Regions from separate parts of the Homo sapiens genome. Here all the other regions are linked to region 3. Evidence: chromatin loops called from intact Hi-C (ENCODE). Cell type or tissue: PC-9. All regions are shown on one strand. Each heading gives the region's core, and the rest is flanking DNA. Links, peaks and the distances in the headings are about the cores only. Region 1 overlaps LOC105376136 (a long non-coding RNA gene). Region 2 overlaps SHC3 (SHC adaptor protein 3). Region 3 overlaps SHC3 (SHC adaptor protein 3).

Region 1 (10,233 bases), core at 3,033-8,032, 260 kb before region 3:
AAAATTAGCTGGTCTAAAACATGATTCTGGCAACCAGTGAAATGATAAAGTAGAAACTATTTATAAAAACAATACTTAAATTACGTATTTCAAATATGTAAATTTATTTGCTCTTTTAAATTTTATTTGTCCTTAGTGCTTTTTAATCCAAATCCATTTTAAACTCCACTGTTATATTCCAACTTATGTAGCATTATTCTGTGCTGTAGTTACACATAATAAATTAGTTACTGTCAGTTTACTTCATTATGCTTTAGTGGTTTACTCTTTCTGAGAATTCAATGAAGGTTTACTTTCTAACAATACCTACTAAAATATTACCAAAGTGAAGAGTATCACCAAGGAGTAAGGAATAACAGAGCCACAGGCAGCTCCAAGTCCCGCTTGTAGAGCTCCAGTCTCGGAACGTGGGATTGCCAGACCTGCCAAGTGGCCCCTTCTGCGTCAGAGAAAAGCAGGCTCAAGGAAAAGGCAGACTTGAGGCCTAGCCTCTTAATGTCCATGTGAAAGCAAGAGGCCAGGTGAAGTTTTTGGAGAGGAGTGACTTGAGTACTATTTTATATGAAATGTTTACTCGGGAGACAGGTTTTTTTTCCCACGAGATGAGGTGAGGAAGGCGCTTTTGTATGAACTGAATTTCAAATCCTCAGGGCTCATGGATATTTTTCCATGGAAAAGGAGGTTGAGAAGGGAGTTCCCCATGGGTGCTACCAGGATGAAAATTTGCCTAGATGTCTTTAGCTGGGGAGAGGGAGTCTGAGAGTTAGTTACGCCCTGTGTGTGTGTGTGTGTGTGTGTGTGTGTGTGTGTGTGTGTATGTATGTGATGGAGTCTCACTCTTTGTCCAGGCTGGAGTGCAGCAGCGCAATCTCAGCTCACTGCAACCTCTGCCTCCTGGGTTCAAGTGATTCTCCCGCCTCAGCTTCCCAAGTAGCTGAGATTACAGGTGCCTGCCACAACACCCAGCTAATTTTTGTACTTTTAGTAGAGACAGGGTTTTGCTATATTGGCCAGGCTGGTCTCAAACTCCTGATGTCAAGTGGTCCACCTGCCTTGGCCTCCCAAACTGCTGGTGTGTCCGGAATTGGTGGGTTCTTGGTCTCACTGACTTCAAGAATGAAGCTGTGGACCCTCGTGGTGAGTGTTACAGCTCTTAAGGTGGCACGTCTGGAGTTTGTTCCTTCTGATGTTCGGATGTGTTCGGAGTTTGTTCCTTCTGGTGGGTTCGTGGTCTCGCTGGCTCAGGAGTGAAGCTGCAGACCTTCCAGGTGAGTGTTAACAGCTCTTAAGGCGGCACGTCTGGAGTTGTTCGTTCCTCCCGGTGGGCTCGTGGTCTCGCTGGCTTCAGGAGTGAAGCTGCAGACCTTGGCGGTGAGTGTTACAGCTCATAAAAGCAGTGTGGACCCAAAGAGTGAGCAGTAGCAAGATTTATTGCAAAGAGCGAAAGAACAAAGCTTCCACAGTGTGGAAGGGGACCCAAGTGGTTTGCTACTGCTGGCTCCCGCAGCCTGCTTTTATTCTCTTATCTGGCCCCACCCACATCCTGCTGATTGGTAGAGCCCAGTGGTCTGTTTTGACAGGGCACTGATTGGTGCGTTTACAATCCCTGAGCTAGACACAAAGGTTCTCCACCTCCCCACCGGATTAGCTAGATATAGAGTGTGGACACAAAGGGTCTCCAAGGCCCCACCAGAGTAGCTAGATACAGAGTGTCGATTGGTGCGTTCACAAACCCTGAGCTAGACACAGGGTGCTGATTGGTGTGTTTACAAACCTTGAGCTAGGTACAGAGTGCCGATTGGTGTATTTACAATCCCTGAGCTAGACAAAAGGTTCGCCACGTCCCCACCAGACTCAACCCAGCTGGCTTCACCCACTGGATCGCGCACTGGGGCTGCAGGTGAAGCTGCCTGCCAGTCCTGCGCCCTGCGCCCGCTCTCCTCAGCCCTTGGGTGGTCGATGGGACTGGGTGCCGTGGAGCAGGGGGCGGCACTTATCGGGGAGACTCGGGCCCCACAGGAGCCCATGGAGGGGGTGGGAGGCTCAGGCATGGCGGGCTGCAGGTCCGGAGCCCTGCCCCGCGGGAAGGCAGCTAAGGCCCGGTGAGAAATCGAGCGCAGCGCCGGTGGGCTGGCACTGCTGGGGACGCAGTACACCCTCCGCAGCCGCTGGCCCGGGTGCTAAGCCCCTCATTGCCCAGGGCCGGCAGGGGCGGCCGGCAGCTGCGAGTGCAGGGCCCGCCAAGACCACGCCCACCCGGAACTCCAGCTGGCCTGTGGCGCGCAGCCCCAGTTCCCACCCGCGCCTCTCCCTCCACACCTCCCTGCAAGCTGAGGGAGCGGGCTCCGGCCTTGGCCAGCCCAGAAAGGGACTCCCACAGTGCAGCAGTGGGCTGAAGTGCTCCTCAAGTGCCGCCAAAGTGGGAGCCCAGGCAGAAGAGGCGCCCAGAGCGAGAGAGGGCTGTGAGGACTGCCAGCACACTGTCACCTCTCACTGGGATTACAGGCGTGAGCCACTGCGCCTGATCAGTTATGCTGTAAAGATTGAGAAAGTCTTGACCTGTTTCATACTGCTATAACAAAATACCTGACACTGGGAAATCTATAAAGAACAGAAATTTATTGCAGTTCTGGAGGCTGGGGCATCCAAGATCAAGGCACCAGCATCTGATGAGAGCCTTGCTGCGTTCTCACGTGGCAGAAGATAGAAGGGCAAAAGGGCAAAAACTCTCCTCACATTGCAGAAGAGCAGAATAGAGAGAACGCACTTCTGCAAGTCCTTTTTAGAACCACATTAATCTGTTCATGAGGGCAGAGCCCTCATGACCTAAGCACCTCCCATTTAGGCTTCACCCGTCAACACTGCTGCACTGGGATTAATTTTCCAACTCCTGAATTTTGGCGGACACATTCACACCATAGCAAACGATCATGAAGCCTCAACCCTAGTATGTGCCAGAACCACCCAAAGGATTTGTTACAAATGCAGGTTCCTGGGGACCGCCCCCGAGGGATTCTGATTTAACAGAACCTGAAAACCCGCATTCTTAATAAGCACCCCATGTGATTTCGGGTTGTGGATGTTCACTGGATCACACTTTGAGAAATGTCATGACTGTGACTTTAACAGACTTAAGGTTTGTCCTCAAGATTTTGTCTTGCAAACCTTTTGTTAGCCTTGGAATATAGTCAACAGCGATCGAGAAGGGAAATGAGGAGATCCACAGGTTCCCTCTCCAACATTAATGTCCATGTCAACTAGTAAAGCTTTGCATACTGCCCCTGAACTCTTTGCCCTGATGCTGGTTCTTCCTGATTTCTGAGGACAGATGGAAATCCTGACAAAAGTGAGAATGAGGACTGGAAACAGCAGATAGGATGATATGCATTCCTGGTCACTACTTGTTGTCCTCCACAGCCCTTGGCCTCAGTGCTAGCTGTCTTCCTGCCAACAGGATGATACAACCAACAAGTAGAAATGCTTGCGTGGCCTCTAATGAATTTTCAACAACATGATACAGATCAAAAGCTCTTCTGTACACTGATCATGTGGGTGAGTTCAGATTACACGTGGTTGCATTTTAATTCACTAAATTGAAAATTACATTTTATCTTTTGAAATATTTGTTCCCTTCAGTGAGTCATTCTAATAAATGTAACCTGAAGGCCAACCGATCCTTTCCTAATTTAGACGACTTAGAAGGTTTAGCCAATGTTGTTAATGTACTTCTTTTGAGGCAGTGTTCCCTCCAAGTTCAAGGAGAAATGAAGAAAAATATATCTTTTGAAAATAAGGTCTGGGGCGCCGTGGCTCATGACTATAATCCCAGCACTTCAGGAGGTTGAGGTGAGAGGATAGTTTGAACTCAGAAGGTCAAAACCAGCCTGAGCAACATGGTGAAATCTTGTCTCTAATTAAAAAAAAAATTAGCCAGGCATGGTAGCATGCACCTGTAGTCTCAGCAACTTGGGAGGCTGAGGCGGGACAATCACTTGAGCTCAGGAGGTTGAGGCTGCAGTGAGCTATGATCATGCCACTGCACTCCAGCCTGAGCAACAGAGTGAGACTCTGTCTTAAAATAAAAAAATAAGAAAAAGAAAAGAAAACATAACACATTTTTTTAAAATCAGGAAGATGTAATGTAAAAGAAACACATCAATAAACTTATTTTAGGAATCAAAGTGACTTCAAGTGGGAAGTCTCTAACCCTACCAGCAATGAGTCATGTGTGCCATGTTTGTACCAGATTATTTCTTCAATGACATTTAAAATTAAAAGCATTACCTGTGAATACAATATGATCCTTTTTCTTTTTTTTTACAATATGCTTCATATATATTTTAAGTGCTAAGACAAATACAAATGTATATGCCAAGAAAAGTCAACTCTGCTAAAATAAATAATATTTTTTATAGAATGCTAAAGGATAATCTGCAAATTAAATTTTGTTATTCAGAGGAAGCTTTTATATTTTAAAAAAGTCATTTATTTTTCAAAATCATCCCAGAAAGCAATTCTAGATAACATATAAGGTGACCAGCCATTCTAGATTTGTCTGAGGGTAAAGGATTTCCTAGGATGGTGGCTTTTAATGGTAAAACAGTGACAGTCCCGGGCAAAATGAGCCAGTTTTTCACTCTACACTCAAATAAGAGCTGGGGTTGGAGGGTAGATGGGTGTAGGGCTCCCAATTCTTTTGCCTGTGGGCATCTGTAGCTTTCCCCGTGACTCACACCAGGAGCCTGTTATGGGGAAAACACTGTGTGTAAGACAGACCAGGGCTTGTCCACACTGAGCTTCCAGCTTCCCTTCCACTGGGTGGGTCAGATTCAACACGTAAGCAAATAGGATGATTTTGGGTGGAGATAAGTGGTGGGAAGAAAACCAAGCCTGATGATGTGACCAATTAACAGATGGGTGGGTGGGTGGGCATTGGTTCAGAGCAGGTGTCCAGAAAAGGCCCCACTGAGGAGTGGCCTTTGCCCTAACATTTGTATAACGGGAAGGGGACAGTAAGGAAAAGCAGAGCAGGAGACACGGCAGGAGCTAGGCCACCGAGGATCCATGGGGTTTGGTGAAGTATCTGGATTTTATTTTAGATACAACAGGAAACCATTGAGGCCTGCTAAGCAGGAGGGTAATCTGATGTGGTTTGTGTTTTAATATGCAGTGGTGACTGGTTTGCATTCCTCATATGGCTTAATTGTATGGCTAAGATACACAGACAGTTTCAAAACACACAACCTTTCCTGTGACATGCCCACAGTAACCCACAGAAAATGCATGTCCTTAAAAGTGAATAATACAGTCTTTGCTATAGGGACACAAAGAAAAGCCTACTCTTACTAAGGAGATATTTACAACTCATGAGAAAGGGAAACCTAAGTGGTGTTTTTTGGGTAGTTTGAGAAAAGTTTGCACAGAGGCAGGAGATATTAAACTACAACAATCAACACTATCATTCTAAAGCCTTATATAAAACATATTTGGGATGAAATCTTGATCTTTTTACCTTATCTCCTTATCCTCTGCAATTCTGATAATAGCCACGAGAGGGCTTGCTACTCCTATTGTTTATAAACAGTAGCTCAAGATGGACTTTGCTTTTTGGCTGAGCATTTGTAGGCAGTGGTGTTCTTATTTTATTTTATTTTACTTTATTTTGAGATGGGATCTCACTGTCACCCACACTGGAGTGCAGTGGTGCAATCTGGGCTCACTGCAACCTCCGCCTCCCGGGCTCAAGCGATCCTCCCACCTTAGCCTCCCGAGTAGCTAGAACCACAGCCACTACTGCTGGCTATTTTTTTCTTTCTTTCTTTTTTTTTTTTTTGTAGAGACAGGGTTTCATGATGTTGCCCAGGATTCAAGCAGTCCACCCACCTTGGCCTCCCAGAGTGCTGGAATTACAGGCTGAGCCACCACGCCCGGCCTGCAGTGGTGTTCTAAGTGAATATTTAACAATGGGCTCTGGGAGGAGTGGAGGAAGCCCTAGTAGAATTGGCCAATTTCCTTGGTGTAAATACTCTTCCAGTGTCAGATTTCAAGCTACCAACTGTTTAGTAACAGGCTCACAGGATTTATAATAATTTAACCATGGGGGAAAACAGGTCTTCCTGGGCCAACTCCATCATGCCACTGGTTGTAGGGTGTGGGGAGTGAAATGGTGGTGATAGAAGAAGATAATTGGATTTTCTCAGGGAACAGTCATGAGAAGGAACAGATAACTAGAAAAGCATTATCCTGAGTGTTGGCTTGTCTCATTAGTAACTTTCAAACTAACAAATAAAATATTTTTAAAAATAGCTAACAGGAAGCAGGAAAAATAGAAAAATAAGAAGACACCTTCCTTTAATCCAGTTTTAAAGATACTCAGAAGAATATTATATATCCTTTCTAGGAATAAGTATTAATACTACTAAAATCTTTGAATCATGTGTACTTAATATAAATTTCTAAATAAATTTCTAAAGGTAGAACATTGTTTTAACTTGTTATGATTAGACTTATTTCATATTTTATGTTAGTTGCTTAGTAAGCAGTTGAATCCACACAAGGACTTCAGAGAATGGAATGTCTGTTTATTTTGGTATATTAAAAAATTTGTTTTTTGGTATAAATATGAAGTCTTCAGTATGCTGGATAAGAAGGAAAATCTACTAATTATTTGATTTTCTAATGATTTGACCCTGTAAACCGGGTATATGTGAAACTTAAAAGAAAAATTAAAATTAAAATTAAAAATTAAGAAACAAATATTGGGGCAAAAATAAAAAGAAGATATTAATTTTATTACTCACAAACCAACTTACTGAGAAGTGACATCAGTGAGAATAGGAGTTTTGAGTCCTTAGCCTTCCACAGACACACCAATTTTGGCAACTGCCCATTGCCAACAATACCTTTCTGGAAGCCTGGAAGTCCAGCAAAAAGGCTCCAGCACCCCATAGGAGCAAAAAATCTGAGACTAGCAATAGAAAAATGGGTAAGAAAAACAGTTTCACTTTACTTGCATCAACCTTCCCCCAAAGGCACAGCCCAGTGACAAGAGAGGCCCTCTTAGCCTGTGATTTCTCCTGCAGGGAAAGATGAAAGTGAAAGTGTAGTGTACTAGTACCTGGCTTCCCCAGCCATGTGGGAGGTGCACTTTCTTTTCACTCCACCCTAAACACTGAAGGGATTGGTACAGCTAAATAGTCTTTGAGTAGCTAGGAACAGGGAAAAGTGGTGGAAGCTCATAGCAACTGGAACATGGGACTTAGCAAAGGGCCACAGTTTCTACCAACCACCTTGCGAATTTCATCAAGAGGCTCACACACAAACCTTACAGAATGTGGACTATCCCCCCAACTAGCTCACATGTGCCCCCAGAACTCCGCACAACTTCCATAGCCAGTGCTCCCCATGCACTCCTACAGCCAGTGTACAAGTCTCTTCAGATCATGCAAGAACACCTGTAGATAGCCAGCTCAACTCTGCAGAATTAGGAGAAGGCACTTAACCTTGAACACCACAGGCCACTTGATGTGGTTTGACTGTTTCCCCACTGAAATCTCATCTTCAAGTTAGTTCCCATATCACCATGTATCTTGGGAGGGACCAGGTGGAGGTAATTGGATCATGGAGGCAGTTTCCGCCATGCTTTTCTTGTGATAGTGAGTCTCATGAGCTCTGATGTTTTTATAAGTGTCTGGCATTTCCCCTGCTGGCACTCATTCCTCTCCTGCTACCCTGTGAAGAGGTGCCTTCATCATGATTGTGGGTTTCCTAAGGCCTCCCCAGCAATGCAGAACTGTAAGTCAATCAAACCTCTTTCCTTTATAAATTACCCAGTCTCAGGTAAGTATTTCTTCATAGCAGTGTGAGAACAGATTAATACAGTAAATTGGTACCAAGGGTGGGTTGCTGCTATAAAGATACCCGAAAACGTGGAAGCAACTTTGGAACTGGGTAACAGGCAGAGAGTGGAACAGTTTGGAGGACTCAGAAGAAGACAGGAAGATGTGGGAAAGTGTAGAACTTTCTAAAGACTTGTCGAATGGTTTTGACCAAAATGCTGGTAGTGATATGGACAATGAAGTTCAGGTGAAGTGGTCTCAGATGGAGATGAAGAACCTCTTCAGAACTGGAGCAAGGGAGATTCTTGCTATGCTTTAGCAAAGAAAGTGGCAGCGTTTTTCCCTTGCCCTGGAGATCTGTGGAAATTTGAACTTGAGAGAGATGATTTAAGGTATCTGGCAGAAGAAATTGCTAAGCAGCAAAGCATTCAAGAGGAAGCAGAGCATAAAAGTTTGGAAAGTTTGTAGCCTGACAATGTGATAGGAAAGAAAAACCCATTTTCTGGGGAGAAATTCAAGCCAGCTGCAGAAATTTGCATAAGTAACAAGTCAAATGTTAATCACCAAGACAATGGGGAAAATGTCTCCAGGGCATGTCTGAGACCTTCATGGCAGCCCCTCCCATCACAGGCTCTGAGGCGTAGGAGGGAAAAATGCTTTCCTGGGCCAGGCCCAGGTACACACTGCTCTGTGCAGCCTCAGGACATGGTGCTCTGCATCCCAGCTGCTTCAGCTCCAGCCATGGCTAAAAGAGGCCAAGGTACAGCTTGAGCCATTGCTTCAGAGGGTGCAAGCACCAAGCCTTGGCAGCTTCCGCTTGGTGTTGAGCCTGTGGGTGCACAGAAGTCAAGAATTGAGGTTTGGGTACCTCCACCTAGATTTCAGAGGATATATGGAAATGCCTGGATGTCCAAGCAGAAGTGTGCTGTAGGGGTGGAACCCTCATGGAGAACTTCTGCTAGGGTAGTGCAGAAGGGAAATGTGGGGGTTGGAGCCCCACACAGAGTCCCCACTGCCTAGTGGAGCTGTGAGAAGAGGGCCACCATCCTCCAGACCCCAGAATGGTAGATCCACTGACAGCTTGCACCATGTACCTGGAAAAGCTGCAGGCACTCAACACCAGCCTGTGAAAGCAGCCAGGAGGTGGGGCTGTACTCTGCAAAGCCACAAGGGTGGAGCTTCCCAAAGCCATGGGAGCTCACCTCTTGCCTCAGTATGACCTGGATGTGAGTCAAAGGTGATCATTTTGTAACTTAAAGATTTAATGACTGCCCTATTGGATTTTGGACTTGCATGGGGCCTTTAGCCCCTTCGTTTTGGCCAATTTCTCTCATTTGGAATAAATGTATTTACCCAATGCCTGTACCGCATTGTATCTAGGAAGTAACTAACTTGCTTTTGACTTTACAGGCTCATAGGCAGAAGGGACTTGTTTCATCTCAGTTGAGACTTTGGACTTGGACTTTTTGGTTAATACTGGAATGAGTTAAGACTTTGGGGGACAGTTGGAAGGGCATGATTGTGTCTTGAAATGTGAGGATATGAGATTTGGGAGGGGTCAGGGGCAGAATGATATGGTTTGGCTGTGTCCCCACCCAAATCTCATCTTTATTTGTAGTTCCCATATCCCCACTTGTCATGGGAGGGACTAGGTAGAGGCAATTGGATCATGGGGGCAGTTTCCCCACGCTGTTCTCATGACAGTGAGTAAGGCCCAAGAGATGCGATGGTTTTATAAGCGACTGGCATTTCCCCTGCTGTTACTCATTCTCTCTCCCGCTGCCTTGTTAAGAGGTGTCTTCTGCCATGGTTGTGGGTTTCCTGAGGCCTCCCCAGCAATGCAGAACTGTGAGTCAATTAAACCTCTTTCATTTATAAATTACTCAATCTTGGGGATTTCTTCATAGCAGTATGAGAACAGACTAATAAACCACTGTACTTGGGAAAATAAACAGACAGCCCTCAGCACATGGCCTGGCTTTGTGAGATTGAGAGAAGACACACAGTCCTAACACTCCCCTTATCCTCCCTTCGCCAAGAGAAAGCAAGAGGACTGGAGTTGGCAGATCCATGGAAAAGGTCTGAGAGACTCCCTGAATCCCTAGCTGGGCTGACTGGTGAAGATTTTTCTTTCCCAAAGCCATTCAGTGGAAACTGGGGGAAATGCCTGCCTCTTCAAATATGAATGTAACAATACAAGACTTCAAGAAACACAAAAAGTTAAGGAAACACAACACTAAAAAAGAAACACAATACTTTTCCAGTAACCATTCCCAAAGAAATAGAGATCTACAAATTGCCTGACAAAATTTCAAGTAATTGTTTTTTAAAAGCTCAGCAGGCTACAAGAGAACACAAATAGAGAACACTACAAAACGAAGAAAACAATACATTA
Region 2 (10,233 bases), core at 2,403-7,402, 120 kb before region 3:
TCAAGAAATAACCATAAAAATGGGCAACCAGCACCCTTTGGGGCTGCTCTGTCTACGGAGTAGCCATTCTCTTATTACTTTACTTTCTTAACAAACTTGCTTTCACTTTTGCCTATGGACTCACCTCAAATTCTTTCTTGTGCGAGATCCGAGATCCAATATCCCTCTCTTGAGTCTGGATCAGGACCCATTTCTGGTAACATCTTTCTGGTGACCATGGAAGGGACAATACTGAGGAAGCCCCCAACCCAAAGGCTAATTTGGGGTAAGTGGTGGGGTCCGGTAACATCTTTCTGGTGAACTCCAAAGGTATGATACTGAGGAGACCCTCGACCCGAAGGAAAATTATCTGTACACACACCAATTGGCTGACTTTGGGCAAGTGGTGTGCATATATGTGAGTAAAGGATGGGATTGGGTTAGAGGCCAACTTAGGGGAGTTAGAATCTCTCCTAAGACAGAGTGGGTAAAAGACACCCCCCGCCTTTTTTTTTTTTTTTTTTGACAGAGTCTCACTCTGTCGCCCAGGCTGGAGTGCAGTCGTGCGATCTCACTGCAACCTCCTCCTCCTGGGTTCAAGTGATTCTCCTGCCTCAGCCCTGAGTAGCTGGGATTACAGGCACCCACCACCACACCTGGCTAATTTGTGTATTTTTAATAGAGATGGGATTTCACCATGTTGGCCAGGCTGGTTTTGAACTTCTGGACCTCAAGTGATCCACCTGCCTTGTGGGATTACAGGCACCCACCACCACACCTGGCTAATTTTTGTATCTTTAATAGAGATGGGGTTTCACCATGTTGGCCAGGCTGGTTTTGAACTCCTGGACCTCAAGTGATCCACCTGCCTTGGCCTCCCAAAGTGCTGTTATTACAAGTGCAAGCCATCGCACCCAGCCTTAAAGGCCCCTCTTAATAAAAGGCAAGGAAACTCGACTGAACTTGGGTTCAAGGCCCAACTTAAGAAGGTTAGAGTCATTCCTAAGATTTAGGGGGTTGGAGGAGCCATTTAGTAAAGTCCTTCTGGGCTAAGAATGGATTTGGCACCATGGGATGTTAATTCCTATTCTTTTTTAATTAATCTGCCTTACATTCTTTGCTGATGGCTGTGGGCGACAGAATTAGGCATGTACAGGATGAAGGGACATGGGGAGCTTTTTTCTCCCTAAAGGGGAAACATGAGAGCTGATGGAACTGCTGGAAAAGATCCCTCCTATGACCGACAAATGGCCACCTGAACTTTTCAGTGTTGCTGCAATAGATGGGTCTTTCTCTGGCCTCCCTGACCTCTTCGCCTCCCCCACCCTGCTGCAGACAACGCATTTCTCTCTCTCTTTTTCCTTTCCTATATTTTTTATTATTCAGGGTGATCATCTTGCCCTGTGACCGCAAGTTGAAACTGCTGGTCAGAGGTTGGATTAATGATGACAGGGCCCAATCAGGAGCAAGTTTGAGCCATAGTAGTTTGACATTGGGTGCTAAGCAGGGCAGCTAGTGTCTGCTTTGTCACATGTATTTTTCTCCGGCCAGAACAGAAAAAGACAATTTTCCTTTATAATGTGGCTTGGCCCCCAGGGCTGTGGTGCAGCCCACAGGTCACTAGGGCTGTTCACTAGGGAAAGGGAACCCAGAAGCCTGGCATGCTGGCAAAAGGGTAAAAATTTCTTACCAGTCAGACTTCTGGCCTCTCTCTCTGTGCAAACCAGTTGAATGAATGGTAAAAATCACTGTTTATCTCCTTCATAAAGTTTTGATTAATGGAAAAAAGATTTGTGAGGCTACTCTTAAGCTGTGGTGAATCTGGCATGATTTGTGTGTCTTTCTGTATTGTTCTGTCATAAAGAAGGGTACCGTAGGATAGAACACAGCCCTGGGACTCCACAAGCTCGCTGTTCAAGACAGCCCAGCAAACTGGTCAGTTATGTCCTTGGGAGCTTGACCTTGTAAATACGTGGCAGTACTTTCTCTTGGTCTCTGCCATTACAATGGCATCCCAACTTCAGGGTCAATTCCCTGCTTAGGGAATGAGTTCTTTCTTGTTTGATATCTGCATGACCATTACCATTTGTTATTCTCTTCTCCTCCAAAAACTGTCCTGTATTTTCCTTTCACTGAGCCAGAAATATTGGCTGTTTGGCCTGGCTAAAGTCTGGTAATAAGAAATTTACCATGACTTTTTAAAAGAGCGCTATGGTTAAAAATCAGCTTAATTAATTTAAAATATGGATATCTAAACTATATATATTTAAAAGGGCTTTATCTTTTTCCCCTTCTTGAATCTTGTTCTTTCTGAAAAAAGTTTTTCTCCTCAGTCGACTGAACTGTTTTTCTTCATTTTGTCTTTTTGCCACTGTTAATGCCGACATAAGAGAACCTGAGATAATTACTAACAGCCTAGAACTCCTGGAGAAAAACAGAGGAAGTGCCACGGACCCTGTTTTGGGAAAATTCTCTTTTTTTTCCTCATGAAACCCCAGGAATTAAAAGCAGTTAGTTTCCTCTCAAAATCTAAGGCTTTGTTCTGTTTTGCATTGCCGTATCTGATGTTTTTGACTTTTGCAGGTATCAGAAATTGTTTTGCATTATGAGAGAATTTGGTGTGTAATAACTAGGTAGGAAATATACTTTTGGAGATGGCTAATGGCAGTTATTGGGAAATACTCAGCTGTGCATGCTTGGATAAGAAACACATGCTCTTGGCCACCTAGGAAGTATGGAGATGCGCCCCCCCACCCACCACCACCGCCACTGAGAGATAAGACTTCCATGGGGAGGGGCTGATTCCTTCTTTTTGGGATCCAAGATCTGGTATAAAAGCAGGACCCTTAATCTGGGGGGGGGAATCTGTTTGCCTTCCAGCTGTCCCTGCTTATTAGCCCTAGAAAATGCATGCTTTCCTGGCTCTGGGCTCCACCCTGAAGCCAGTAATCCAATTAAGAAACTGGTAAATGAAAAATCTTACAACTACTGGGTCTTCTTCTGTCATGTATTTATGTGTGTTGTGTGTTTGTGATATAAAAAAGAAGCTTTCATTGGTTTAAAAACAATGACTGCTTAAATCAAGCATTTTGTCAGAAAAGTAAAAAGTCTAATGGCTTTTAGTTCATGTGACTTTAGTACTCTTCAAGAAATGACAGTTTTAAAAATTATTGGTAAAATTAAAATGTCTTCAAAATTTAAACATTTGGTCTAAATTACTCAGGTCAGATATTAGGCTTGCTAAATGCTTTAAGGTAATAAACTGTTTCTTTAAGTTTTGAAAATTGTTCAATTTACCTACTTTAGAGCATTAGATTCTAAATAAGGCCTAGGGACATATGGAGAGCCATGCTCCCTAGCTAGGCTCAAGAGTCAGCCTTTATCAGCCCTTTTGCAATAGGACAGAATTGGAGAAACTGGTAATTTTACCAACGCTTTGACTGTAATGGTGTTCTTTCCTTTAAGGAATCAAACTTGATTTGTAAAGCTAATAAAAGCCCCTTGAAGAAACTGGCCTCATGCCTAGTCTACAGCAGTCTCTGTACAGAATTCCTGACCTGTGTGATAAGTAAAGAATGGCACTTATCTTAGGCCCAGGAGCCCCAAGTTATCTTGGGATTTCAAAAGGAAAGGAATTGACACAACTCATAGGTATTTGAGGGTACAAACCTATGGCAGGGCTCAGCTTTATAAAAGTCTTATCTGAGATTCCTTCTATGGAACAGAGTTTCACAAAAGCCAATTTAAAAACAGCTTATGTGAAAAATAATTATTCTTACTGCACTTTATACAAATAATCAGGCCAAGTGTAATAAAGCAAAACAGTCTTACCATGATTTGTCCTTAGTAACAATGGTAAACTGGATAGAGAAAGATTATGTTTCAAGAACTATGGTACACTTGTTATTAGATTCTAGTCTCATTGGTTGTTTTTGAGTTTTTTCTTCAACTTAGGCTGATCTGGCTCATTCCTGTGAACCAACCAGCAATCTCTGACTGCTGCTCAGAAGAAATAAGAGGGATGGGTAATGTAAAAAACATCTGGATAAAATCAATATTCTAATTCTGGGTGCATTAGAATCAGCTAACAATCCCATATCAGCCTGGTTCCAACAGTTTCCCAATTCATGGAAAGACTTCTAGTTTAGTTTACTTGAAATAATTGTACTTATTTTGCTTTACTGCTGTGGAATGTATTACTGTTGTACTCTTCGTGTAGGAATGCAGGATAAGCTTACTCAATGTTTTCTTAAATTGAATACTTATTAATCTTCCAGATACCACCTTTTCTCAGAACTCAAGAGTCATGAATCACCCTTACTATACTGATGCCTCCTGACAGAGCTCCTTTCTATGCCTAATATAAGAGACCCTAATAGGCAGGAATATCATCACCTCTAATCATCCTGAAGAAGTTACAGAAGATGGATCTTTATCCCTCCGCAACCCTTAGGATTAAGGGTTCTCTTAGAAAAGGGAGAGGGGAAATGTCAGAGACATTTGAACCAGAGCAACTCCATCTTGAATAGGGGCTGGATAAAATGAGGCTGAAACCTGCTAGGCTGGATTCCCAGACGGTTAGGCATTCTAAGTCACAGGATGAGACAGGAGTTTGGCACAAGACACAGGTCATAAAGACCTTGCTGATAAAACAGATTGCAGTCAAGAAGCTGGTTAAATCCCACCAAAACCAAGATGGCAATGAGAGTGACCTCTGGTTGTCCTCACTATTACACTCCCACCAGCTCCATGACAGTTCACGAATGCCATGGCAATGTCAGGAAGTTACCCTATATGGTCTTAAAAGGGGAGGCATGAATAAACCACCCCTTATTTAGCATATAATTGAGAAATAGCTATAAAAATGGGCAACCAGCAGCCCTTGGGCCTGGTCTGCCTATGGAGTAGCCATTCTCTTATTCCTTTACTTTCTTAATAAATTTGCTTTCACGTAGTTCTATGGACTTGCCTCAAATTCTTTCTTGTGCAGATTCAAGAACCCTCTCTTAGGGTCTGGATTGGGAGCTCTCTCCACCAGTAGGACAGATCTGCTGTCACCCTTGCCCTCAGATGCATGTTCTTTGTCCCCCAAGTCTCTGTAGCTGGCAGCTCACGGCTTCCCAGGGCAAGGCGAGAAGCATCAGAGTCTACAAAGGGTGACATCTATGACTAATCTTTCCCAACTCTGGTTTGGCTTCCTGCCCTTTCAGTGCGTTTGCAGCCTGCACAGACTCATAGTTGCAGAGGAAAGTCTTTGTGAAGACTCTGTTACAAAATAATGGCTTTGTCTTTGTACTATGGGCTGTTATCGTTCTTTTCTTATGGATTGAAGGAGCAACGTGTTTCATTTATTTTCCTCTTGCTCCTGATGAATTGAGTTTGCTTTTGGGGTCTTTGTAAGTTGCAGCTCTTCTGATGACTCTGATTTCTTGCCTACACACTCTCATTATTTCTTTGAATTCTTTAGCAAGCTAGCTCAGTTTATTCTATCACTGACATTCTCATTTCTGTTACAGGAACTCTGTCTCCACCCCTAGACGTTTTTGCTTTTAATATTTCTCATTCAGAAAGCTAATTTTATTCTGTGCCCTTGAGTTATTATTTTTAATAATAGTGCAGTTTGCTAATATTCCTGTTTCCCAATAAAAAAGTTTCAGAAACTTGATTGGAATTTTTTTATCATGAACTTGAGTTTTCACAAAGTCTGTCTGCCACAATTGTACCATCAATTTCTTAAGATTTGGGATTTTTTGGATGTCCTAATTGGAAGTTGTGTATCTAAGGCTTATTGCAGTTAACTGGAGGTGCCAAAAACCATAATGTGTTGAGATCCTCAAAGTAATCTTGAGTTTGAGAAATAAAACACACTGAAACTTAAGCCATTTTTAGCTAAGTGTGAACTGTTGCTGAGCCCTTAGCCATGTGTATAAAGATGCTCCTGAGAATCTGGACTAAAGTGGAAAAACAATGGTATCTCCATGACATGGTTTAGCTTTGTGTCCCCCCACTAAATTTCATGTTGAATTGTAATCCCGATTTTGGGGGAGGGACCGGGTGCAAGGTGATTGGATCCTGGAGGTGGATTTTCCCTTTGCTGTTCTCATGATAGTGAGTATGTTCTCACAAGATCTGGTTGTTTAAAGGTATATCCACCTCCCCCTTCACTCTCTCTCCATCCTGCTCCAAGCATGTAAGATGTGCCTGCTTCCCCTGTACCCTTCTACCATGATTATAAGTTTCCTGAGGCCTCCCCAACTATGCTTCCTGTACAACCCGTGAAACTGTGAGTCAATTAAACCTTCTTTCTTCATAAATCACCCAGCCTCAGGTAGTTCTTTATAGCAGTGCAGAATGGTCTAATACACTCCAGCCATATTGTTACCTGAAAGTGGTCCCAATCCAGACCCCAAGAGAGTATTCTTGGATCTCGCACAAGAAAGAATTCGAGGCAAATCCATAGAGTAAAATGAAAGTAAGTTTATTAAGAAAGTGAAAGAATAAAAGAATGGCTACTCCGTAGGCAGAGCAGCGCCAACGGCTGCTGGTTGCCCATTTCTATGGTTATTTATTGATAATATGCTAAACAAGGCATAGATTATTCATGAGCTTTCTGGGAAAGGGGTGGACAATTCCAGGAACTGAGCATTCCTTCCCTTTTTATATAGGGTAACTTCCTGACATTTCCTGGCATTTGTAAACTGTCATGGTGCTGGTGGGAATGTAGCAGTGAGGAGGATCAGAAGTCACTCTCATCGCCATCTCTGTTTTGGTGGGTTTTAGCCAGCTTCTCTGCTATAAGCTGTTTTATCAGCAAGGTCTTTATGACCTGTATTTTGTGCTGACCTCCTATCATACCCTGTGACTTAGAATGCCTTAACTTCCTGGGAATACAGCCCAGTAGGTCTCAGCCTCATTTTTTCCAGCCCCTATTCAAGATGAAGTTGATCTGGTTCAAATGCCTCTGACATGTTTCTCCTCTCCTTTTTCTAAGAGAACCCTTAATCCTAAGGGTTGAAGAGGGACAAAGATCCATCTTTTGTAATTTCTTCAGGCTGAATAGGGGTAATGATATTCCTGCCTAACTACTGGGGCTCCTCAGGGTAGAGAGGAGCTCAGTCAGAAAGCATCAGTTTGGTGAGGGTCATTCATGACTCTTGAGCTCTGACAAAATGTGATATCTGGAAGATTAATAAGTGTTCAATTTAAGAGAATATTGCGTAAGCTTATCCTGCATTCCTACACAAGGAGTACGACAGCAATATATTCCACAACAGTAAAGCAAAATAAGCAAAATTATGCCAAGTAAACTAAATAAGAAGGCTTTCTATGAACTGGAAAATTGTTGAAACCAAGCTGATATGGGGTTGCTAGCTGATTCCAGTATATGCTGAGAATTAGAATATTGATCCAGATTGTTTCTACATTACTCATCCATCTCAATTCTTCTGAGCTGCAGCCAGAGATCACTGATTGATTCACAGGAATAAACAGAGTCAGTCTAAATCGCAGAAAAAAAACCCTCAAAAACAACTGATGAAACCAGAATTTTATAACAGGTGTACCATAGTACTTGAAACATAATTTTTTCTCTCTCTCTATTATCCCACTTTTACTCAAGACAAATCATAACAGACTGATTTGTTTGCAAAAATAAGCCTTAGTCTTATACTTGACCAGATTATTTGTATAAGGTGCATCAAAAATAATTTTTTTTAAATATGCTTTTTAAATTGGCTTTGATGGAATTCCTTTTCTATAAAAGGAATCTTAGATAAGACTTTTTTTTAAAGCCAAACCCAGCCATGGGTTTGTACCCTCAAATACCTGAGTTAAATAAATGCTTCTTCTTTTGAGGTCTGAAGAAAACTTGGGGCTTCTCAGCCTGTCAGAAAGTGACATTCTTTACTTACCACAGGTCAGGAACCCTGCACAGGGACTGCTGTAGAAAAGGTATGAGGCCAGTTTTCCCAAGGGGCTTTTGTTGGCTCTACAAGTCAAGTTTGATTTCGTAGAGGAAAGCACACCGTTTGAGTCAAAGCCTTGGTAAAATAACCAGTTTCTCTAATTGTTTCCTGTTACAAAAGAAAACATGATTGTTGTACTTATGCAAATATTTATATTGCCATAAATTAAGATTACTCAAAAATAATTTCTAAATTCTGGAGAAATCACATAAAGAGAAACAAATATGCTCTGAATTTTGTTTACAGGAGTATACTTTACTCAATTGCTAAAGGCTGTAAATACCTCAAAAGAAAAGTTTCCTTAACTCTGGAAAACAAAACAAAAGATCAGCTACATTTTAAGCAAAAGTCAGAAAGATTACTTCAGTCTTCTATTAGTTCAGCCCATGCAGTTAATTTCTGTTCTGCTTGATATTAATAAACATTTCAGCTCTCCATGAGAGCCCTTAAAGATTTTTCCTCTATTCTAATGTTACAATCTCCAAAGTTATCAGAAACCTGCATTCGTTAGTACCTGTCAAATTCTATAGCTGATTATAAACCACCTTTTGAAGAGGATCAAAACAAGAAAACAATTGTCTGTGGATGGCAAAGAGTCTTAGGACAGCCACTATTAAAGTCACAATTGACAAGGAAATTTTGGTTACATCTATGGCACACAATAATTTAACATAACAACTATAATTATTAGACAAATCTATTCAATCTTAATCAGTTCAACTGTAAGGCAAGATTCTTATAAACCCTTTATAATCCCTTAACAATTTTCAGTAAAGAGCAGATCAGTGCTCTGAGAAAATCCTGTTGTGCTTTTATTTTAGTGTTCAACTATTATTCAGAAAAACTGAATAATACCCCCTTTAACTCTAGATAATATGTTCACACAAAGAATCTTTTTAACAATTAATTTTTTAATAAACTTTCCACAACTTGTTCAAACCTTTAATATTTTTCTATCTCACTTTAAAAGAATCCTTTTACCCTTTAAACACAGGCAAGAAATCCACATTCCCAGGCCTTCTTATAATCTTTTACCAAAAGTATATTCTACTTTCCTTACACTCCTTGCATATTGTAGAACTGTTTCTTTAGTAGTCTCAAACACATATTGCACTGTTAACTTTTAGCAACTTTTACTTTTGGTGAAAAACCTGGTTCATAAGTGATTATAATTATGTGCCAGGTGTGGAGCCTAGGACACCAGACAGAAGTGCTGTAAGAGCTGACTCTTTCCAGCATGGCTAAGGGGCATGGCACTTCACATGTCCCCAGGCCTCATCTAGAATCTAATGCTTCAAAGTAGATATTCTGAACAATTTTTTTATTATACTTTAAGTTCTAGGGTACATGTGCATAACATGCAGGTTTGTTACATATGTATACATGTGCCATGTTGGTGTGCTGCACCCATTAACTCATCATTTACATTAGGTTTATCTCCTAATGCTGTCCCTCCCAGCTCCCCCCACCCCATGACAGGCCCCAGTGTGTGATGTTCCCTACCCTGTGTCCAAGTGTTCTCATTGTTCAATTTCCACCTATGAGTGAGAACATGCAGTATTTGGTTTTCTGTCCTTGCGATAGTTTGCTCAGAATGATGGTTTCCAGCTTCATCCATGTCCCTACAAAGGACATGAACTCATCCTTTTTTATGGCTGCATAGTATTCCATGATGTATATGTGCCACCTTTTCTTAATCCAGTCTATCCTTGGTGGACATTTGGTTTGGTTCCAAGTCTTTGCTATTGTGAATAGTGCCACAGTGAACATACGTGTGCATATGTCTTTATAGCAGCATGATTTATAATCCTTTGGGTATATACCTAGTAATGGAATCACTGGGTCAAATGGTATTTCTAGTTCTAGATCCTTGAGGAATCGCCACAGTGTCTTCCACAATGGTTGAACTAGTTTAAAGTCCCACCAACACTGTAAAAGTGTTCCTGTTTCTCCACATCCTCTCTAGCACCTGTTGTTTCCTGACTTTTTAATGATCGCCATTCTAACTGGTGTGAGATGTTATCTCATTGCGGTTTTGATTTGCATTTCTCTGATGGCCAGTGATGATGAGCATTTTTTCATGTGTCTGTTGACTGCATAAATGTCTTCTTCTGAGAAGTGTCTGTTCATGTCCTTTGCCCACTTTTTGATGGGGTTGTTTGATTTTTTTCTTGTAAATTTGTCTAAGTTCTTTGTAGATTCTGGATATTAGCCCTTTGTCAGATGGGTAGATTGTAAAAATTTTCTCCCAGTCTGTAGGTTGCCTGTTCACTCTGATGGTAGTTTCTTT
Region 3 (10,233 bases), core at 2,759-7,758:
TTTCTGTGTAAATACACAAATGACCAGGACAATGCGTCTAGCCCCAGGGGAACTCAGAGCTGTGTCCACAGCTTCTCTGCTCTTCTCTGACCAGGCTCTGAAGAAATCCTGACTGGGAACAATTTCCTACACATTTCCTGTTTGGTCACCACGGTCAGTTCTCTACCATTTTTTCATTTCTATTGTCAAGAACAGACTTTGCTGACTCTTGGGCAACCTTGGAGATGACAAGGGGCTTCTCAGTAGCTCGGAACTAGAAAAGGAAGTGAGATCCAGAAGCAATAGGGCCAGGGAAGACCAGGAGTCTCCTCCTTTCCCTGGACAAGGCTAGTCCAGAAAACCACAGGAGCATGAAAGAGAGGACTTGTCCAAGGGCCCAGGTGTGCAGGGATTCAAGGTCAGGCTCACTCCTCAGGTGGAAAGTGAGTGCTCGCCCAGGCAAAGGGGTTGCTTGTGGGCATGTAAGCCCTGGGCGGACAGGGTTCCAAGCTGGGCTCTTGGCATTTGTAAACCAAAAAATATCTGAGGCAAATCTCAATCATTTCAGAGGTTTATTTAGCCAAAGTTAAGGACATGCCAGTGACACAGCCCCAGGAGATCCTGAGAACATGTGCCCAGGGTGGTCAAGCTACAGCTTGATTTTATACATAAGATATTAATCCGTACATGTAAGATGTACATTGGTTTGGTCTAGAAAGGCGGGACAATGTGAAGTAGGGGGCTTCTAGGTTGTAGGTGGATTCAAAGATTTTCTGATTGGCAATTGGTTGAAAGAGTTTATCTAAAGACCTGGAATCATTAGAAGGGAATGTCTGGGTTAAGATAAGGGGTTGTGGAGACCAAGGTTTTACCATGCAGATGAAACCTCCAGGTAGCAGGCTTCAGAGAGAAAAGACTGTAGATGTTTCTTTTTCTTTTCTTGTTTTTTTTTTTTTTTTTTTTGAGATGTAGTTTCACTCTTGTCACCCAGGCTAGAGTACAGTGGCGCAATCTCAGCTCACTGCAACCTCCACCTCCTGGGTTCAAGCCATTCTTCTGCCTCAGCCTCCTGAGCAGCTGGATTACAGGCATGCACCACCACGCCCAGCTAATTTGGGGTGTGTGTGTGTATTTTTAGTAGAGATGAGGTTTCACCATGTTGGCCAGGCTGGTCTCGAACTCCTGACCTCAGGTGGTCCGCCTGCCTTGGCCTCCCAAAGTGCTGGGATTACAGGCGTGAGCCACTGTGCCCAGCCAATGTTTCTCATCAGACTTAAAAAGGTACCAGACTCTTACTTAATTCTCTCCTGGATAAAGGAAAAGACCTGGAAAGGGAAAGGGATTCTCTACAGAATACAGATTTTCCCCACAAGAGACAGCTTTGCAGGGCCATTTCAAAATATGCCAAAGACATATTGCCAAGGACACATATTTTAGGGTAAAATACTTTAATCTCTTTCAGGGCCTGCTATCTGTCATGTGATGCTATGCTAGAGTCAGGCTGGAATTGGGTGTCTTATTGCTACAGAAGTCTTAAGGTCTCTGTTTAAATGTTACTGCTGGTCAGTTGTGCCTGAATTCCAAAGGGAGGAAGATATAATGAGGCATGTCTGACCCCCACTTCCCATCATGGCCTGACCTAGTTTTTCAGGTTAACTTTGGAATGGCCTTGGCTGAGAGGATGTGTTCATTCTGATGGTTGGGAGGCTTCAAATTTTATTTTTAGTTTACACATTGCAGGCCTGGGGGCTGATGTGGGCCCAGCTCTGTGGCTCAGCCTTCAGGTTTGGGATGGACCTGGATCACGTCTTAATTTCAAATGTAGGAGAGGCTTGGGCAGCATGTCTGTGTCTGGGACAGGTCTACATCACACCTGGGTTAGGCTGGATCCAGGCATGAGCCTACAAGCCTGGAGGTGGGGTGGGGTCTCTCAGTGGATCCAGCAGAAGTGAGAAAGTGGGCAAAGGTCAGCCCCTGTGTGTGTGTGTATGTGTGTGTGCGTACGTGTGTGTGTGTGTGTGTGACCTGTTCCAGGATAACTCATGTTTTAATCACAAGATGTCCCCATCTGACGGCTTTGCCTCTTCTAGGAATGTGACCCTTTATAAGGGGCAGATGTAATCATTTTGTCATTGATGGAGTGTCGTCATTAATGGAAAAATTTTAACCAGTATTTCTAACTGCCCACAGGGCAACTCCACTTACACGTTTCCCAGGCAATTGAAGCCCATGGCGTCTGCAGTGGAAGGTGTTGTCCCCACCTCCTCAGCCCCAGCTGCCCCTCCTGGGTTCCCCGCCACACCACACCTCTCTTCTCATACTCTGCATTCAGATGCTGAACAAACTCCCCTAAATATCCCTGTAAGCTGCCTCTTCCTCCTGACCCACCTGGACTCCCAGTGACAGCCCCAGCCCACCCTGCAGGAGGCTCTGCTGATGTCCATTCCCTGCTCAGAATCCTTCTGGGATGCCATCACCTCCAGTGTAAGGTTAAACTGTGCAGTGTGGGTAAGAAAATAGGAATAGCAAATGTTCCCCAGCATGTCCTTGATGCCACGCACTGTACTAACTACTTCACTTGTATTAATCCTTTCATTCTGAAAACGGTCCTGTGAAGCAGGACTCGCGATAGCCATCTTACAGAGAGGTCAGTAACTTCCTATAAGGAGTGTCATTAGCAGGTGGCAGGCCAAGTTGTGGCAGGTGCTCAAAACTGTCTTCTCCTCACTTGTCACTGCACTGGACTGAGCAGGACAGGCAGTATTTAATAACGCACACAGGGAGTGGTGGAGTGCACCTGTAGTCCCAGCTACTCAGGAGGCTGAGGCAGGAGGATGGCTTGAGCCCAGGGGTTTGAGGCTGTAGTGAACTATGATCGTACCATTGCACTCCAGCCTGGGTGACAGAATGAAACCCTGTTTCTAAATAAATAAATAAAAATAAACAAATCCATAAATAAATAAGATGCACAGGATGCTGCTTGTGCACCCAGGAGAGAAAGGGCTTCAAGGGTAATGGCTTGGGATGACCATGCCCTTTACACATCAGGGGAGCATCCTGAGAGGGGCTGTTTGTTTCTGATTGGACCATGAGAGGGGGCTGAGTGAACTGGGAAGGCATTGTTGCATTACAGGTAACTTACGAATCACACCCACAGCTGGAGCTGCTGTTCTAGGCCAGCCATTAATCTAGCAGCTTCAGCATCAGAGAGCTTGCTTAGAAACGAGATCCTCAGCTCCCACCCCAGATCTGCTGAGTCAGGAACTCGGAATGGGGCCTGGATGTGTGGGATGGAGATGAGGCAGTAGTCTGAACTTTCACAAGCCCTTCAGGGGCTAGAGTTGGGAACCACAGGTCTAGGCAACAGACCCTTTTAAAAATGAGGAAGGATATGTTAGGTAACTTGTCAGGCAAACAGAGCACATTAGCAGTAGAAACAGGATTTGAACTGATGACTTGTGATATCTTGACCAGTGGTTTTTCTCTATGTGGTCATACCTTCTGATTCTGTTCTGCTGTCTATGGCCAGTTAAACACAGAAGTGGATCATCTAGATGCTTGGATGAATAAAATTTGAAAAATTAATTTCTACTGAATTTCTGGAAAGTATGTAAGAATAGATGGTAAAAGAAGTAGCCAGGAAGAAGTTCCACCTCCCCCAAGCCAAGCAGTTTTCTGGAGGTTGTGGCAGAGAAGAGAAACAGTAAGATTGGTTATGGCCTCAATGGCAGATTTGGGAAATCAGAATATGCTGCATATTTCTTAACGATTTTAATTTCCCACACTTCTGAGTTGCTTCTCAGGCTCCCAAGCATCCTTGGGCCTAAATAAACCCAGCCTTTCTGAATGCATGGAGCTTGATTCCTTCCCACTGAGCTGCTGGCAGCTTTGATCTGTGGGATCTGATTTTCTTCTACTCTGAGACTTTCTCAGATGATTAAAAATATTGTAAGCAACTCAAAGAGACCTTGTTGATAAGGCTTATCAAGCTGGCCTCAGAGTTTATTCTGGGCTGCTGACTCCTGAAGGGCAATCAGCTCTCATGCTAAGATCAGGGTGGGCCTGAGGCCCCAGGCTGACCTCTCTCCCTGAGTGTTCGCTTCTCATAGAGGAAGCCTGCGCCTGCCCTCCCTTCCAAAGAAGGCAAGGCCAGGGGTGGCTGACTCACTCAAACCCATCACATGCCTGGAAAAACCTTCCAAGCTGTTTATGGTTGTTGTGAGACCTCAGTTCTTGTCTTCTTGATTTAGAAGAATTTGAGCAAAAGACAACACAGCAAGGGAGGTGCAAAATAGTGCAATTTATTACAAAGGAGAAAGAATATTTTGAAAGTTAGGTGCAGAATAGACAGTACACCGTAAGAGAATTCAGGGCAGGCTTCGGGGTAAGGATGAGACAAATCCATAAATAAATAAGATGCACTTAAAATAAGTGCACTAGGCACTTATTTTAAAGACGGGCACTAGGGGAGACTCCCTTTATGGGAGGCTTTCATGATTTTTCATAAGGAGGTGTTGCTATAAGCATGTTCGGATGGTCCTCTGGGTGCACATGCGCAGTAGCTGTACATGCTTGTTCATAAGTCACATCTCATTAGCATCTTAAATCTCCACCCAGGGTTGTGTTTTTTTGCTATTATGATGAGCAAAGGGTCATTCTGAGGACAACTAAAATTAAAGTGCGCATGCTCTCTAGAGGGGGAAATTCCTTACTGAAGATAGCTGTGCTTGAATTAGCTGGACTACAGTGTGAATGCTGAGGCTTATTGTGTTGACTGTACGTCCCACGGTTGCCACGTCCCAAAAACTTCCTTGACTACCTATCCCGCCGCAAAGCCACAGGTGACGGTGGCCAGACTGGTGGAGCAGGCTTTGAAGAAGGAAGTGGGAGGTCTGAGCTTTCCCCACTGTAGGAATTTCCCCCCTCCCCCAACCCTCCCTTCCTGCACTGAAGTGTCCTTGAATCTCCTTCTAGGCTCCTGGAGCCCCGACAGGACCGCCAAAGTGTTTAAATAGTGCCCGAGGCTCTTCAGGTTCCTGCCCTGGGTCTTGGCTAAGATCATGGTCCAGCCCTGTTGGGATGTGGGGTGGGGCGGAGTTCCCTGCTCAGCAAAATGAACTGAGGCCTCAGTTCTGTTTGCTGGAGGACCAGCTGACTTCTCTCATTGACATTGTGCCTTTGTTCGCTACAAAGGAAATATGGAAATTACGCAGCCCATTCAGTCACCTCTGGCTCGGGCAAGTCGTGTGACTTACAAGTTCTGAGTGGGAAAGACCACCCCGTAGTCTTGCTCTGGAAGCCCCCAGGGGCAGGCAGAGTCCTGAGAATGCTCCAGGGCCGACCTCCTCCCATTTTATTCCCAAGTCATATATCCTGGGTATCCAGGTAGGGCTGTGTGTGACAGAGTTTTTCCATGGCTAAAAAAGAAACGTCTTAGAGGGCAACAACAGGCAATGCGGAAGTAGCCCTCCATCTCTCAAGGTTCCGATTCCTAGCACTGTGTTCTACTGGCCCCGAGGGGTGCTGGAAACCCTCAGTTTCCACCTGGTGCAGGACAGAGGAGCCTCACCTGGGATGGCCCAAGGCAGGTGAGCCCTGGCATCCAGGCAGGGTTCAGGGAGAGCCACTGCTCACTTTCCTGCGGTACTTCCTTCTCTCTCTCTGCTTTGCTTCTGGTTTGTGGGTTTTTACACAGGTTTCAGGTTAGTTTTGTGGGTCAGCTGTGCTTTCCCAGAGGTGACCTGGGCCTAGGCCTTCCACTCTGTGAGCCGATCTGGTGCTGTCTTTGGTCACTGAGGTCATGGCTGTGGGGACATTGAGTGCGGTGGTGTTGGCCTCCCTACTCTGGCAGCTGAGTGAAGACTTCTTTGTGGTTTCTGGAGCAGTGACTCATCAAATGCTGTCCTGGAGGTTTCATGGAGATGGCACAGTTCCCAAGGTAGCCTGGGCTTTTCCCTGAGGCAGAAGGAGACTACCCCTCTATCCAGCTGCAGAGCTCCTGAAAAATCATTTTTAAGGTAGAATTGGCAGTGATGATAGTCAATACTAACACGAGTGTACTTTCCATACAGTTGGAACAAAAGTTTCAAACCTGATTCTGCTAGAATATTAGTGTTCCAGAAGGCTGGTGCAACTGGCGGGCATCTCCTGTGTGGGCGCTGAAGCTCAGTGCGAAATGTCCCTGTGAGGTCAAACTGGGGCTGCAGCTCAGCAGATCCCTACAGCTCCCCTGGGCACCTCCCCAAGCCCTGAGTGTCCTCATGAGGCCCATGTGTGCCACCATAGGGCAGGAGGCTCTCCCCTGCATCCTTCCACCACTGGGCACTTTGGAGGATCACCAAGGTACCGCACCCAGTGGCAGAGCTCCACCCAGACACACAACCCTGCAAACAGACATTTGTGCCCAGCTTAGTCACTGCTGATGGAGGAGACATGGAGAGTTGGTGAGGGGGACTCACCTGTGTCCCCTCCCCTATGCCTGTACATTCCACTCACAACACCCACATACTGAGGTTGGCCTGCCCATTTTGCTCTCCTCCTGGGCCTGCATCTCCTACTGCACATGAGGGCGGTTTTGTGCCAGCCCCTGCAAGAGCTTCGGTAAGGATGATTTATCTGTCTCATTCTGTTGCTGGTGATAGTTTAGTGTCCCCCTAGATCCTGGCACCAGAAACTGTCCCTGTTTTGTCCTGCTTTGACATGGACGTACGTCACAGCCAGAGGAGGAGCCCTCACCTTCCCACCAACCACCTGGGGACCTGAAGGAGGCCCAGAGGGAAGGATGAATATGACAAGTCAGACCTGCTGTTGTCCACAGACCACAGAGGCCCCCACACCCACAATGTGGCACAAAGGAGCCTGCCCCACAACTGGCACCCCACCTCCCTGCCCTGCTGCCTCTCACCCTCCACCTTCACCTCTCACCCCCACCCTTCCTATCTTCCACCTTCCAACCCCCTGTCACCTCTCCCTCTTTCACCCCTTAACCTGACCCCCACTCTCCTTACTTTTGGGCACTGGGGGTGATGCCTGCTGACCACAGGCCACACAGAGCTGAGTGTGCATTTCTGCCCTAGCCTAGGGAAGAAGCATATTTTAATTAAGCTGCTGTGAAACCTTGGGGATCTCTACCTAAAAACAATACACATTTTTAACAGTAAAGGTCTACAAAAATCAAATCAAAGAAGTAATTCCTTACTATGAACCATTCCAGAGGCTCCAAAGTGCCCTTGTTTTAGGAGTAGATGTTGCTTTCGTTTCTTTGTAAAACCTCACTTCCTCCAGCTTCTCTCCCTGAAAACCGAGTCCCACCCAGTGCTCTCAAGCTGAATATTCATTTATTATTTTTGTTTTTAAATAGACTGTATTTGATATTATTTAATAAATATTGCAAAGAACTGACACCTTGACAATATTGAGTATTCCTATCCATAAATATGAAATATCTCTTCATTTATTTAGTTCTTCTTTGATTTCTTTTATTGGACTTTTGTAGTTTTCCTCATGTAGATCTCATAGGTATTTTGTTAGATTTATACCTATTTCATTTTCAGGGGTGCCAATGTAAATGGTATGGCATTTTAAATTTTAAATTCCACGTGTTCATTCCTGATATATAGGAAAGTGATTAACTTTTGTATATTTACCTTATGTCCTGCAACCTTACTATAATCACAATTAGTTCAAGGAGATTTTTTTTATTCTTTCAGGTTTTCTTCTAGACAATCATGCCATCTGTGAACAAAGGCAGTTTCATTTTTTACTTCCCAATCAGTATGCCTTTTTTTTCTTTTCTATCTTACTGTCTTACTTTTGGACACTGTAGGTGAGGCCTTCTGACCACAGGCCACACAGAGTCAAGTGTGCACTTCTTCCCCAGCTTAGAGAAGAGGCATATATTAATTAAGCTGCTGTGAAACCTTAGAGACTTCTACCTAAAAATGGCAACACATTTTTAGCAATAATGGTTTACAAAAATGAAATCAAAAAAGAAATTCTATAGGTTTTCTTTGGAATATTAGGACTTCCAGTACGATATTGAAATGGAGTGGTGAGAGGGAATATCCTTGTCTTGTTCTTGATCTTTGAGTTCCTCAGTATCAGATATAATGTTAGCTGTAGGGTTTTTTTGTAGATATTCTTTTTTTTTTTTTTTCTCTGAGACAGAGTCTTGCTCTGTCGCTCAGGCTGGAGTGCAGTGGCATGATCTCAGTTCACCGCAGCCTCCATCTCCCAGGTTCAAGCGACTTTCCTGCCTCAGCCTTCCGAGTAGCTGGGATTACAGGTACCCACCATGACGTCCGGCTAATTTTTGAATTTTTGTTGGTAGAGATGGGGTTACACTGTGTTGGCCAGGCTGATCTTAAACTCCTGACCTCAAATGATCCGCCTGCCTTGGCCTCCCAAAGTGCTGGGATTACAGGTATGAGCCACCATGCCCAGCCCATAGATATTCTTTATCAAGTTGAGGAATTTCCTCTCCTACTTTATCAAGAGGGTTTTCTTTAAAAAAAAAAAAGAAAGAAAGAAAGAAAGAAAAAAAAACTACTTTATCAAGAGTTTTTTTTAAATAACATTTTTAAATTACAGTTTAAGTTCTGGGATATCTGTGCAGAACATGCAGGTTTGTTGCATAGGCATACACGTGCCATGGTGGTTTGCTGTGCTCATCAACCCATCATCTACATTAGGTATTTCTCCTAATGCTATCCCTAGCCCCCCACCCCCTGACAGGCCCTGGTGTGTGATGTTCCCCTCCCTGTGTCCATGTGTTCTCATTGTTCAATTCCCACTTATGAGTGAGGGCATGTGGTGTTTGGTTTTCTGTTCCTGTGTTAGTTTGCTGAGAATGATGGTTTCCAGCTTCATCCATGTCCCTGCAAAGGACATGAACTCATCCTTTTTTTTATGGCTGCATAGTATTCCATGGTGTATATGCCACATTTTCTTTACCCAGTCTATCATTGATGAGCATTTGGGTTGGTTCCAAGTCTTTGCTAATGTGAACAGTGCTGCAATAAACGCACGTGTGCATGGGTCTTTTTAGTAGAATGATTTAAAATCCTTTGGGTATATACCCAGTAATGGAATTGCTGGGTCAAATGGTATTTCTGGTTCTAGATCTTTGAGGAATCACCACACTGTCTTCCACAATGTTTGAACTAATTTACACTCCCACCAACAGTGTAAAAGTGTTCCTATTTTTCCACATCCTCTCCAGCATCTGTTGTTTCCTGACTTTTTAATGATCACCACTCTAACTGGCGTGAGATAGTATCTCGTGGTTTTGATTTGCATTTCTGTAATCACCACTGATGATGAGCTTCTTTTCATACGTTTGTTGGCTAAATAAATGTCTTCTTTTGAAAAGTGTCTGTTCATATCCTTTGGCCACTTTTTGATGGGGTTGTTTTTTTCATGTAACTTTGTTTAAGTTCTTTGTAGATTCTGGATATTAGCCCTTTGTCAGATGGGTAGATTGCAAAAATTTTCTCCCATTCTGTAGGTTGCCTGTTCACTCTGATGATAGTTTCTTTTGCTGTGCAGAAGCTCTTTTGTTTAATTAGATCCCATTTGTCAATTTTGGCTTTTGTTGCCATTGCTTTTTGTATTTTAGTCATGAAGTCTTTGCCCATGCCTTTGTCCTGAATGTATTGCCTAGGTTTTCTTCTAGGGTTTTTATGGTTTTAGGTCTTACATTTAAGTCTTTAATTCATCTTGAGTTAATTTTTATATAAGATGTAAGAAAGGGGTCCAGTTTCTGTTTTCTGCATAGGGCTAACCAGTTTTCCCAACACCATTTATTAAATAGTGAATCCTTTCCCCATTGCATGTTTCTGTCAGGTTTGTCAAAGATCAGATGGTTGTAGATGTGTGGTGTTATTTCTGAGGCCTCTGTTCTGTTCCATTGGTTTATATATCTGTTTCAGTACTAGTACCGTGCTGTTTTGGTTACTGTAGCCTTGTAGTATAATTTGAAGTCAGGTAGTATGATGCCTCCAGCTTTGTTCTTTCTGCTTACAATTGTCTTGGCTATGTGGGCTCTTTTTTGGTTCCATATGAAATTTAAAGTAGTTTTTTCTAATTCTATGAAGAAAGTCAATGGTAGCTTGATGGGGATAGCATTGAATCTATAAATTACTTTGGACAGGATGGCCATTTTCACGATATCGATTCTTCCTATCCATGAGCATGGAATGTGTTTCCATTGTTTGTGGGAAAAAAAGACCTTTTTTTAAAAGAAAAAATCTCTTG

What was found. A loop is a pair of places that touch in the nucleus more often than their neighbours do. Peaks named below come from ENCODE experiments on the same cell type or tissue, not always from the same donor. Only the 100,000 strongest peaks of a DNase experiment are listed, where the experiment ranks them.
Region 1: a loop joins it to region 3, with 4 times the contacts of the local background. A loop is called at or near these places in 11 of 110 quality-filtered maps.
Region 2: it touches region 3 in a loop (8-fold over the local background); 4 of 110 quality-filtered maps call a loop at or near these places.

Annotation. Positions count from the first base shown.
Region 1 is chr9:89,274,510-89,284,742 of GRCh38, reverse strand. LOC105376136 (a long non-coding RNA gene) reads left to right here. Exons shown (of 3, transcript XR_930101.4): 3 at 1-4,296. Among named protein-coding and RNA genes, the nearest start is that of CKS2, 32 kb to the left of the region's middle. RefSeq lists an enhancer at 2,174-2,692. In PC-9, for the core only: a CTCF peak has its summit at 5,522; no DNase peak of the experiment used is centred there.
Region 2 is chr9:89,132,944-89,143,176 of GRCh38, reverse strand. The region is part of intron 1 of SHC3 (SHC adaptor protein 3); the gene reads left to right. Among named protein-coding and RNA genes, the nearest start is that of SHC3, 41 kb to the left of the region's middle. In PC-9, for the core only: no CTCF peak of the experiment used is centred there; DNase peaks (open chromatin) are centred at 4,226, 4,596 and 5,156; H3K27ac peaks cover 3,064 bases.
Region 3 is chr9:89,016,964-89,027,196 of GRCh38, reverse strand. All of the region lies in intron 11 of SHC3 (SHC adaptor protein 3), which reads left to right. Among named protein-coding and RNA genes, the nearest start is that of S1PR3, 31 kb to the right of the region's middle. In PC-9, for the core only: no CTCF peak of the experiment used is centred there; DNase peaks (open chromatin) are centred at 4,776 and 5,846; H3K4me3 peaks cover 702 bases; H3K27ac peaks cover 3,302 bases.